Regions from separate parts of the Homo sapiens genome. Here region 2 is linked to region 1. A link is a contact called in ENCODE Hi-C or POLR2A ChIA-PET data. All regions are on one chromosome and are shown on one strand. Each heading gives the region's core, a stretch centred on a gene start or an enhancer-like site at or near the end of the contact. The rest is flanking DNA. Distances are from core to core; before and after follow the strand shown.

Evidence for each region. A loop is a pair of places that touch in the nucleus more often than their neighbours do. ChIA-PET counts read pairs that join two places held with the same protein, here RNA polymerase II (POLR2A). Pooled maps may share reads with other maps.
Region 2: a map with no recorded cell type shows a loop between it and region 1 (9-fold over the local background). The contact joins the enhancer-like site here to the promoter of SLC16A9 in region 1. A Hi-C loop is called at or near these places in 1 of 168 maps with a recorded cell type or tissue (prostate gland), 3 of 37 single-sample maps with no recorded cell type and 7 of 50 pooled maps. POLR2A ChIA-PET finds 5 or more read pairs at or near these places in 1 of 52 experiments (WTC11).

The regions. Positions count from the first base shown.
Region 1 is chr10:59,706,980-59,712,956 of GRCh38, forward strand. It overlaps SLC16A9 (solute carrier family 16 member 9), which reads right to left and starts at 2,871. Exons shown (of 6, transcript NM_194298.3): 1 at 2,500-2,871. RefSeq lists an enhancer at 2,014-2,213 and silencers at 2,444-2,503, 2,644-2,713, 2,944-3,213.
Region 2 is chr10:59,879,382-59,885,596 of GRCh38, forward strand. All of the region lies in intron 1 of CCDC6 (coiled-coil domain containing 6), which reads right to left. Among named protein-coding and RNA genes, the nearest start is that of CCDC6, 24 kb to the right of the region's middle. RefSeq lists enhancers at 1,653-1,702, 1,933-2,082. Within about 2 kb of position 2,455, at least 2 of the 41 ENCODE cell types and tissues checked have a DNase peak (open chromatin) inside an H3K27ac peak, as active enhancers do.

The sequences.
Region 1 (5,977 bases), core at 1,621-4,120:
AAAGAGTGAAACTCCATCTCAAAAAAAAAAAAAAAAAGGGAAGTCAGCTGGGCACAGTGGCTCATGCCTGTAATCCAGCTTGGGAACCATGGCGAAACCCCATCTCTACAAAAACACAGAAATTACCTGGGTGTGGTGGCACACGCTTGTAGTCCCAGCTACTCGGGAGGCTGAGGTGCGAGGATCACCTGAGCCTGGTGAAGTCGAGGCTGCAGTGAGAAGAAAGAGAGAGAGAGAAGAGAGAGAAGAAAAGAGGGAAGGAAAAGAGGGGAGGGCAGAGGAGGGGAGGGGAGAGGAGGGAAGGGAAGGGAAGGGAAGGGAAGGGAAGGGAAGGGAAGGGAAGGGAAGGGAAGGGAGGGGAAGGGAGGGGAAGGGAAGGGAAGGGAGACTTGAATCTAAAATTGTTGAACTCAGAGAATAGAGTAGAACCCTGGTTACCAGTAGGTAGGGTTGGGGTGAAGAGATGTTTGTCAAAGGATACAAAATTTCAGTTAGATAGGAGCAATAAGTTTAAGAGATCTATTGTGCAACATAGTGACTATAGTCACTATAGTCACAATTTTGAAAATTGTTAAGATGGTAGATTTGAAGTGTTCTCACCACACCAAAAAAAAAAAAAAAACAAAAGATAAAAATGTGACGTAATACATATAGGTTAATTATGTTGGTTGGGCCATTCTACAATGTATTACTGTTTCAAAATACTGTGTTGTGTGCATCATAAATATATACAATTTTTATTACCTAATTAATTAGGGGTTTGAAAGATTGAGGTAAGGAAGTAAAACTTGAAAATGTGACCACATCTCTGTAGTTGTCATCCTCTAGCTTGAGTTGCATGGCCAGATCCACCCCAGACCACCATAATGTGTCCTGATAAAGATTCAGACACCAACCAATTCACACCACCTTTTCAGACTCAAAGTCAGAAGCCAGAAAAGATTTCCTAATGTCTTGATCTACCTCCCCATATCTTTGGCTCCTCCCAATGCTCTTCCTATGGATATGAAGGATACCTGTTATTCCACTTGCCTACACAAAAAATGGAAGAAACCAGTAGGGATGTTATTAGGGGGTCGGTGGTGCTGAAAGTCTGAGTTGTTGCAAAATTGCAGGTTAAATTATTTTATCTAATTCCTACTTGCGAGGACTTTTTTTTGATGGTGGAGGGAGAGCGGGACTGGTTTCTGGCAATGATATGGGTACTAACCATGTTTTCTGCATTTACATATTTATTATTAATTATTGCAACAGATAATAGAAAATGACTTTACTCTGCATTTGGTCCAGGAAAGTGGAAGGGTTTTCCTATTAGAAGTTTTAAAAGAAGCTATAATCATGCAACAAATAATCATCCTTTCTCTTCGGAATCTTCTCTAGCTTCCTCAGCCCTCTGCCTAAACCTGCCTGAAGAATTTCTCGAAGCTGAAGCCAACTCAAATATAAGAAACTGTTAGGGCATACCGATTTACAGAATTTGATGGAACAACGGAAAATCCTGGGTGCAGGGAATGGGAGAATCCACCTTCAATATGAACTGTTATTCAGTTAATTCAAGATTTTTAAAAAACACATCAAAACTGTAGCCTAGAAAATTGACCAAAAATGTTATATCGAATAACTTACTATATAAGTAATATATTTAGCGTAAATCCTGACTAAACTTCGGGGATAGTTTGTGTTGGATAGACTAGGCACCCAGAAAACAAGGTAAAGCATTGATTTGCTTTTGACAGCCAAGTTTGTTCGTGGTTATCAGCTCTCTGGAAAGCCTCTGGGCGCTGCTGAAGCCAGAGCAGGTTACCTAGGGCGAACCAAAGATGGGGCATTAAGCACCAAGTCCTCCCAAGTGCTGGCTGAGGGTCCAGGTGGGCGCGGTGCCGGTGCCTCCTGCGGCGGTGGCGAAGGCTGGGCTCCCGCGCTCGCCCAGGGCTGCCGGGTGGTGCTGAACCTGGCGCCAACGTGCAGAATCCGCCGGCCCTGCGCGCTGCGCTCCACGTAGGTCAGGAGTACCCGCGGCGCCCCATTCCCAACCCTCCGGGGGCACCTGGTTGCTCGCGCTCCGGACCAAGGCAGTTGGAGGCCTTTCGGTCCTCTGGGAAATGGAGGCCCACCTGCATCACATGCACCTCTCCCTGCTCTTCCACCAGCAACCCTGGAAGCTCTCTGGAGTCCAGAGGCAGCTCTCTGGGGGGCCACCGTACCACCCCCAGGACCCCCTCCCTCTCTTTCAACTCCGTACAAAATGCCGCCTTCGGATTCCCGGGAAAACTTGCCCACTTTGTAGAAGCACCCCATCAAAAAGGGGGCGGCGAGGGGCGGGCGCACCGTGGACACTCGAAGCCCCCGGCACACACCCCAGACAAAAGCCCGGTTCCATGCTGCTCCACCGCCCCCTCCTACTGCTCCGAGTCGGAGTTACTTCTTGCCTCTAGGACGCTGGGCAGCAGGGGCTGCTGCCCACCTTTGGAACCCTCCCCGCAAGCTCCAGCCCTTTACCTGAGTCCCGGCCTCGGCGGGGCCTCCGGTGCTCAGCACCCGGCTCAGTGCCCCGTGCGGCCGGGCTGGTGGTGTGGTGGGGATCGCGGCCGCCGCTCTCCCCTGCAGCTCCGGGCCAGCCGGGCGGCTATTTATCCGAGCCAGCTGCGGCCCCGGCCCCTGCCGGAGTATTAGGCAATCGGTCCCGCTACGCGCTGCCCCGGGAGCCGCCGCCCTCTGCCCCCACAGACCCGCAGCGGCGGCGGCCACATGGAGCTGGGGAGCCGGCCCCCTTCTCTGAGCTCCACCTTCTCTTTCGCCTTCTCCTCCCCGGGGTTTTCCCTGCTGTCTTTTTCTCCCTTGTCTCTCTTTGCGGGGCACCCCGGCCAGTCTGAACCGGTTGTGACTGCGCGGGTGGTTGGGGGAAGGAGGAGGAGGAGGCGGAGGAGATGGAGGCGGAAAAGCGGGCGGTAGGGGCGCTGCGCCTGCTCCCGCTGCTCCCGGCCCGGCCAGGAGTAGGGAGGGCACTGCCCGAGCCGCGGCCCCGGCCCTACCAGGCCTGGAGCCACCAAAGCCACGAGAGAGGTGGGCGCCGTCGGCCAGGCGCCCTCTCGGTGCGCACACACGCGCGTCCCCAGGCGCCGCTGTGCCCCCGCCGCCCACCACGTGCCCTGGCCAAGCCCGCCAAGGGCCGTGCGCGTTTGGGGGGAGCCGGGGTGTACAAATGAATGCGAGTGTTCCTTGGTCTCCCTGGCTCCCGGGGCCGCTGGCGCCCTCCTGGCCGGAGCTGTATGCTCAGCTGGCAGTGGTCCCGGAGAAACGGGCACCAGAACTTTGTGGAGTCCGTGATCCTGGGAAGTGAGGAGTGAGGATGCCAAGTACAGTCCTTTGTGACAGCTCCGCGGGAAAGGAGGGCGTCCTGCGGTGCACACACACACACACACACACACACACACACACACACACACACACACACAGGCTGCTTCTAAGGACGTTCAGTCTGTCCTGCAGTTGAACTGCACTAACAATACTACCATTGGCAATACTATCTTTGGTAATGGGCTTGCGCGCAGAGATGGATGGCTGTTTTATCCCTCAGTCACTGCAGCAGCTGGGGGCTGTCCATAGGTACCAGTGGTTCGCCGGCCGTGGGAAACCTCCAAAGTGATATGCACTTTTTGTGTTCCTCTGTGTTTTTTCTGGGAAGCCGCACCACACTTTCTACTTCTTAAAGGGGACTGCGGCCATCAACCACCTTGATGAGAACTTCCTTTATACACTGAAGTGACAGGTCCTGGCCTAGACGAAGACTCTACACCTGGCAAAGGGTTGGTTTCAGAAGTGCTGATCAAGCTGCTGAGCCTCTGTTTCCTTGTCTATGAAATTACAAGAATCTTGCCTGTATCATGGAGTTTGTGTGAGATGAGAGTTTAAAAAACCTGTGGAGCCTAGGCAACCATGTCATGTTTTCTTACAGCACAAATGTGGTGGAGGTTCAGCCCTTTTGGCCCCCATCAGTCCTTTCTACTCAATTTATTGACTTTCAGGTTAGAGTGAAGAGAATGACCACTGCTAGTCAATAGTATTTTGTTTTGTTCTAAGAAGGAAAAAGAGAAGAGGGGAAAAGTAACAGTGAGAATGAGAGCAACATGGTCCCAAGAATAAGTTCTGGAAGGAAAAATGGAGAAACTGTACTGTCAACACCATAAAAAACTTACTTCTAAAGAGGCAAGGGAACACAATAGGGGATTCTTAGGCTGTATTTTTTTACCTGGTTTATGGTTACTCAAGTGCGTTCACTTTGTGGTAATGCGTTGACCTATACACTGATAATTTGTGTTCTTTTCTCTATGTTTCAATAAAATAGTTTTTTTGAGATGGAGTCTTGCTCTGTTGCCCAGGCTGGAGTGCAGCGGCGTGATCTCAGCTCATTGCAACCTCCATCTCCCAGGGTTCAAGCAATTCTCCTGCCTCAGCCTCCTGAGTAGCTGGGATTACAGGCACGCAGCACTATACCTGGCTAATTTTTGTATTTTTAGTGGATATGGGGTTTCACCACGTTGGCCTGGTCTTGAACGCCTAACCTCAAGTGATCCACCGCCTTGGCCTCCAAAGTGCTGAGATTACAGGTGTGAGCCACCGCACCCAGCCAATGAAAGGTAATTTTAGAAAGTCTGTCTTTGATTCAAATACTTCCTAAGCACCAGAGCACATGTTATCTTGATTGTTGCTCAAACCAATCAATGTATATGAACTTATGTTTTGGGGACAAGGAAATTGTGCCTGGAAAATATTCTACATCCACCAACTGGTTTCTGAAATTGACACATGCCTGTTATCACTTGCACCAAGTTTTCCCAGATTTCTTTTAGAAGAGTATATAGCCAGCACTTCCATTTCTACTCAGGCCAGCCCTTGCCTATCAACTAAGAACCAAAAATGAGCTTGTGCTCACACACAGGCATGCTCCCAGCTTTAGAGAGAAAGACTGGTTCTCAGGGGTCATAAACTCAGATGGCTGCAGGGCCAGGCTTCTAATGTAATGAATGAAGTGGCTAGAAGGGAGCTTGGAGGAATCAGAGAGCTAGAATCTTGCCCTGGGGCAGTAGACACTTGGCTAAGGGGACTGCTGCCAGGCTGGAATGTGAAAATTGCCCCCATCATCTGCAGGGGAGCATTAAGACATGTAAAAGAACTCAGAAATCTAGTTGAGTCCTGACACTTTACTTCCAAATGGAATTTGACCGGGAGAAGCTCAAGATGTGCTCCAGATCACCCTGGGGGTGAGGGAGGCAGATAAGTCAGCAGAGACAAAGCTAAAACCACCCCTCTATGCCCCCACTTTTTTCCATCCAGTGACAAAAAAAAAATGCAAGCTGTGCTTGCCAAGCGAGAATCAGATAAGTTAGATATTGCTGGCTTTACAGCTCTGGCCAGCATCTGCCCTTTGGGTCACTCTCCAGGCTCAGAAATAGTTTCAACAAGATGGAAAAAGGCAGGCTATTACATAAGCCAGATTTAAATGAACCCGGCTTTGGAAGAAAAGGAACCTGAGAAATGCTTTTAAAGAAAAGTTGATATAGAGGTGTCAACTAAATAAAAGAGTTCATTTTTTGCTTTTCATTGTTATTATTAGGTATTTATTAAGAACTTCATAATTTGTGAAATGTTCTAAGACTTCCCTTTCTTAAGCTATTTGCCACCTTAGTCCTTTAGAGAATGAGATGGAGAAATTAACCTAAAATTGTTCTTTGGTCCTTATCCCAGCATGGAAGCAGAAACATGAAACACAGAGGGCAGAGCAAGGTGTCATCAGGTCAGGGGAAGGTGGTACACTTGACCAGCACCTGAGTCACTGGTCCAGTGCTTGCCTGGCTGACCAGACTTTCCTCCCTGACTTACCACACCATTCAGGTTTCTTTTCTTTTGACATGATGTTCTTCTCCTGTTATGAATGACAGCATAGCTACAAAGACACTACACTTTGTGTTAAAAACAA
Region 2 (6,215 bases), core at 1,205-3,704, 170 kb after region 1:
AACAAATAAGTATCCAGGAGTTAATCAGATGCTCACAGCCAGACCTCATTATTACAAACTAATCTGACACAGCTAACTCACATCATTCTACTGTAGGAAGGACACAAGCAATCTCATTAAACATCTACACCAAACAAGGTCACTCTGAGACGATGACAAAGTGAGACAAAACAAGATCACTGTGAAACCCACAAAATACAAACATATCCCATCTCGGCAAAATTGAGTAACCACTACTTCTTTACTAATTACAGCTGTAGCCTGGCTCTAATCTGCCTTCCCTAAAGGTACTGAGATACCCAATCACAGAATCGCTCCCACTTTCTGAAAACACCCAATCTAAAAAGAACCTTTGCTTCCCTGCTTCCATCAACCCTTCCCAATATTACTCAACCAAAGCCCCAAGTTTCCAATAGGTTCTTTCTAACACCCCTTTCTGCTCTTTAATGTGTTTTCCCCTCAATGCAATGAACGATAAACCCAAGCTTGTTCAATATGTGCCTAGAGGTCTTTGAGGGCACAAATGATTCATCATTTTACCAATTTCCCTTTTCTTTCACCATCAGGCTCCCTCATACATTTACATTTTGATAAAACCGAATTTAACTTCATCTGCAAATAAACTTTTCAGGATCCTAGCTATTGCATAGAAGCATGCTACATCTATAAGAGAAAATGTCTCTGGCAGAGGCTCTGAGTGCATCAATATTTTTAATCCATTCTTTAAAAAATACCGAAGACATTTCCTTCTTAATATACAGAGAATCCTCTATACCAAGAACTCTGAAAACCAGGTAGCTTTTTCTTCTAATGCTCAAAGCATGGCAGACCACGATGACACCGAGAGGACCACATTTTCCAATTTTACAAGTTCTGAAAATACCAACTGTACACTCAGGGGACTTTACAGCCCTATAGTAACAAATGGTTTTGCCCTATAGTAACAAATGGTTTTTCTGGACACTCTAGGTTCTAAGACCCAATCTCAGACGGGAAGAGACCAACAATATAGATAAATCCCACAGACATAATGCTGGGAGAAAGACATTAAACACTTAAAAAGTACACACTGTCTAATTCCAGTTAAGCAGAGTTCAAACTCCACATAGTGGCTACCCTTGGAGGGATAATGGCCGGAAGGGGGCACAGTGGAGTCCAGGTATTAGTAATATTCTGTTTCGTGATCTGGGTGCAAGTTACACATGTGCCTTCAATCTGTGAAAATGAATCAAAATGTACACTTACCATATGTGTATAAGTTATACTCCAAAAAAAGTTTTTAAAAGGAAAAGATAAAGTGGTAGCATGTCACAGAGCAGCCTCCACTTAACTGAGGCTCTGAAAGTGGCATATGTCCACTATTTAGGCCAGTTCCTTAACCTCTCTGAGACACATCTTCCATCTGTAAATGAGGATAACTCTTATACTCACAGGCTCCTTTTGAGAGTTATGTGAGTTACTGCTTGTATTTAGCCTGGTGCACAGAGGATGGTGGTTCAAACCACTGATGTCCTGCTATCCAGTCTCTGCCCAGTGCCACCTCTGTGCAACTCAGGAAGGAACGATCAGTTCTGACATGATCAGAGATGACTACCTTTCTATAATCTGGCAGAGCAGAGCGTTGTCTGCCCGACCCCCTGCTGCACTCCCTTTATCTCCTCCTTCCCCAACCAAAGCCCTTCAGCCCCGCCCAGCAGGTCCCAACAGTCTCCTCAGCCATGTGCCTTCTGACTAAATCCACATCTTCCACCATAATAGCCATCTTCAACCAATATCTTGTCTACTGTTTTCACTGTATTATCACAGATGTCACCACTTCCTACCACTCACCACTGTTCCTGGGCCCCTGATACTGACAGTCACCCCAGCCCAGAGAATGAGAGGTCCAGGGCAATCCCCGAGAAGTGGGTGTGAGCCAGAGTGTGATGTGTCCTGTAAGACTTCAGAATGGTTTTAAGATGAACATCCCGGCAGCACATTCATAAGAAAAAAAGAAACTGTTGGGGCTTCACATGGGGGAAATTCCACCTTCTTTATCTTGGTGTCCCAGAAGGGGCATAACGAGGTGAGACAATTATGCCCCTTTCCTCTCTTAGGGATCAGCTGAGGGCCTACTAAAATTTCAGATTCATTTTGGGCTAATTTTTAATACATGAATTCATTCTAAAATTCACTGGGGGGTTCTTGCATAAATGTGTAAGATTTTAAAGGGAGAGGAGGCATGGATGGCCAGAGGAGAAAAAAAGTCCAATATTCAAATGAAGCCAAAAGTTGAAATTACACACATGCTGATCAACAGGTAGTATGCATTTTGAAAACTTCGCTGAACATCCTGGCTGCCTAAGCAGTTTTTGTTGCCCCAAAACTGAGGAGCTCTACTTGGTATTAAGACCAAAGAAAACAATTTTCTTGTGAGAGTCCCCATGAAGGGGACAATGTGTGATAGGGTAGACGTAACCTCAAAAATATCCTCACTCCACGTTCCTGTCCCTGGGAGGGGCACACTGAATACTTACGAATACTTAGGAATGAAGTGCTCTTGTATCCAAAACCTGCTTTCAGATGGTTGGGCAAAAGGGAACAGAAACAGAGAGGGAAGGAGAGGGAGGGAGAAGGAAAGCTGGGGAGAAGGAAAGGAAAGCCGCGGGGAGAAGGAAAGGAAAGCCAGGGGGAGAAGGAAAGGAAAGCCGCGGGGAGAAGGAAAGGAAAGCCGGGGGGAGAAGGAAAGGAAAGCCGGGGGGAGAAGGAAAGGAAAGCCGCGGGGAGAAGGAAAGGAAAGCCGGCGGGATGAAGGAATATGAAATGCCGGGGGGAGAAGGAAAGGTAAAGCCGCGGGGAGTAAGGAAAGGAAAGTCCGGGGTAGTAAGGAAAGGTAAAGCCGGGGGGATGAATGGAAAGGTAATGCTCGGCGGGAGAATGGAAAGGAAAGCCGGGGGGAGAAGGAAAGGAAAGCCGGCGGGAGAAGGAAAGGAAAGCCGCGGGGAGAAGGAAAGGAAAGCCGCGGGGAGAAGGAAAGGAAAGCCAGGGGGAGAAGGAAAGGAAAGCCAGGGGGAGAAGGAAAGGAAAGCCGGCGGGAGAAGGAAAGGAAAGCCAGGGGGAGAAGGAAAGGAAAGCCGGGGGGAGAAGGAAAGGAAAGCCAGGGGGAGAAGGAAAGGAAAGCCGCGGGGAGAAGGAAAGGAAAGCCGCGGGGAGAAGGAAAGGAAAGCCGCGGGGAGAAGGAAAGGAAAGCCGGCGGGAGAAGGAAAGCCAGGGAGAAGTGGTGACATGGAAGTGGTAACCTTAAACATTAGTGAAACTGGCCAGGAGCAGTGGCTCACGCCTGTAATCCCAACAGTTTGGGAGGCCGAGGCAGGCGGATTATGAGGTTAGGAGATCGAGACCATTCTGGGTAACACAGTGAAACCCCGCCTCTAGTAAAAACACAAAAAATTAGCCGGGCGTGGTGGCGCGCACCTGTAATCCCAGCTACTCAGCAGGCTGAGGCAGGAGAATCGCTTGAACCCGGGAGGCGGAGGTTGCAGTGAGCAGAGATCGCGCCACTGCACTCCAGCCTGGGCGACAGAGCAAGACTCTGCCTCAAAAAAAAAAATTAGTAAAATTAGGTGAGGGGTGTAAGGGTGTTTACCGTATTGATCGACTTTAACTGAAAAAAAAAGGTTTAATTCAGTAGGAAAAAGAAAAAAATGATATATTCGTACCCCCGAAACACAGTGAGTCCCAGGGACTTGGAAGGGTCCTATCAACTGGGTCCATTGCCCACTGTGGTCTCTCCAGTCTCTGTTCCATCAATGGACTCTGAGTCTTAGTCTTTGAGTTAAATACCATGTGTCTTTGCAATAAGCAGACAACACTGTCAGTTACGAAAAGGACTAAAGTATAGCAATGAGTGAAATGTGATACTGGAAGCTATGGGACAGGGAACAAGGAAAGGAAATAAACTCTCCCTTTTATGACCTCCAAGTGAAATGATGGTATCAATACCTTGCAAAGGTATTGCAGAATCAAAAACTAAGACGTACTCCGATGTCCCTGATGAGCCAACTGTCACACTTGATACAAGAAGCAATGCTAATACCATTCATGGCAGCCATCATCTCCCTCTCGCACTGTATTTAGAAGTCTAGACTTTTTCTTCTCTTTGCTCTTTTCAATTCTATCAGCTGAACTTATGTCAGCACAGGCTGATGACAGGGAAAAACTTAATGAATCACAAAGTTTTACTGGAAGGTTACTCAAAATTATAAATCCTATCCAACTGGACCATAATATTAAAAGTTTATATTCTTTTTGTTGGTTTCACGTACACAAATTGGAGTCAACTCAACTGATTATTTAATGAGGAAACACACTTTCCTCTAAAACTCCCTAAACTATATTTGAGAACAGAGGGCTAAGATCCCTATCACATATACTGATGGTGATCAGGGTAGAGCCTGCTTTAAGAAACTCTGTATGCAGTATAAACTGGATAAAGTTTAATGTATTGTTGTCAGAGTTCAAAACCCTCAAGTTTGACAGAAAGCCTCAAACTTTGAACAAATTTCCCAACATTTTCTAGCATTTTTACAAAGACCACCACCTTCTTATGTGACTTGAGAGAGTGACCCATACAAACAGGAGACATGTCTTTAATGGGCTCCAAAAACAGTTTTAAACTCCTAACATCAACCAATCTGTAGATTCTTACTAAGAGAAGCATTTGGTACTAAAAGCCATATTATCTCTGTTCTCTCACTTACTTCTAAGCCAATTAAGCAAAAGAGGAGTTTAATGTTAAGAAAGTTGACTAAGTTTCAGGAAAAAAATAAAGGTAAGTAACATGGCAATTTGTTCTAAGTAAAAGCAACCCCTTCAAAACAAACAAAAAAATAAGATGTTCCCTGCTACAGGACCAAAAAAAGAAGGCAAGAATATAAAAAGAAAGGATTTCAGGTCGAGACAGCGACGACAATAAGCAAAAGATGACTTACTGCTGCCCAAGTGAATACAAACAAAATTTCAAAAGCACATACTCTAAAAACTGGCAACTCTACTCCTAGATTATCCTACAGATAATAAAAACCATTGCTAAGACTTGTTAAAAACATTGTTAAAAGAATGTTTCCTTTAACTTGCTTTATAGAAAGAAGGAGACTGAAAACAATCAACAGAGGAAGAGTTAAAGAGAGTGCGCCCAGTTCCCAGAATACTTTACAGCAAGCCCTTGAAAAGAATGGGGCAATTCTATACCCAGTGCTGGGGATAAAACTCATGAGATGTGTAAAGTAGAAAAAAAAAATCAAGATATAGAACAGCATGTACAATGTGCTCCCATCGCTGGGTATCCTTTTAAGAGGACAATATAGGCACACACTTGTATTTGCATAATATGTATCCAGAAAAACACTTAGGGCATAAGGTGGCCCGGTGCAGTGGGTCATGCCTATAATCCCAGCACTTTGGGAGGCCGAGGCGGGCAGATCACTTGAAGTCAGGAATTTGAGACCAGCCTGGCCAACATGGTGAAACCCCATCTCTACTAAAAATACAAAAATTAGCCAGGCATGGTGACACACGCCTGTAGTCCCAGCTGCTTGGGAGGCTGAGGAAGGAGAACTGCTTGAACCCGGGAGACAGAGGTTGCAGTGAGTTGAGATCGTGCCACCGCACTCCAGCCTGGGTGACAGAGCGAGACTCCGTAACAACAACAACAACAGAAAGAAAGGAAAGAAAGGAAGGAAGGAAGGAAGAAAAGAAAAGGAGAAAAGGAAAGAAAGGACAGAGAATACGTGTGAATCAGGGAAAGGAAGAGCGAAATCTAGTTTGGATACATTTGTTATATCTACAATACTTCCATCTTCATTCTTTTTTCAATACCCCAGCCATGTCAGGAGGTTTGCTTAACAAGCAGTAAATTATTTTGCCACATCTAGATTTTAAAACACCAAGGCTGTTGGCAAAAACACATCCTAATGAAAAACTGTAAGAGAATGGATTAAAGTACCATTTTTGCAGGTCAAATTTATTCAACTAAAGAAAGTTCTAGACTGGCATGGTCCCCCGAATTTAAAAACCTACTCCTAATTTAAAAGCACATATGCCAACATTACCCCTTGAATTAAATTCAAGGAATAATTCAAGTCTAATTCAAGAGTGGTCTAATGCAGGTCCAATTCAAGATTCAGGACTGAGAGCCCTATCAGACCTGGCCCCACCTACTTCCAGCTTCAGGCCAC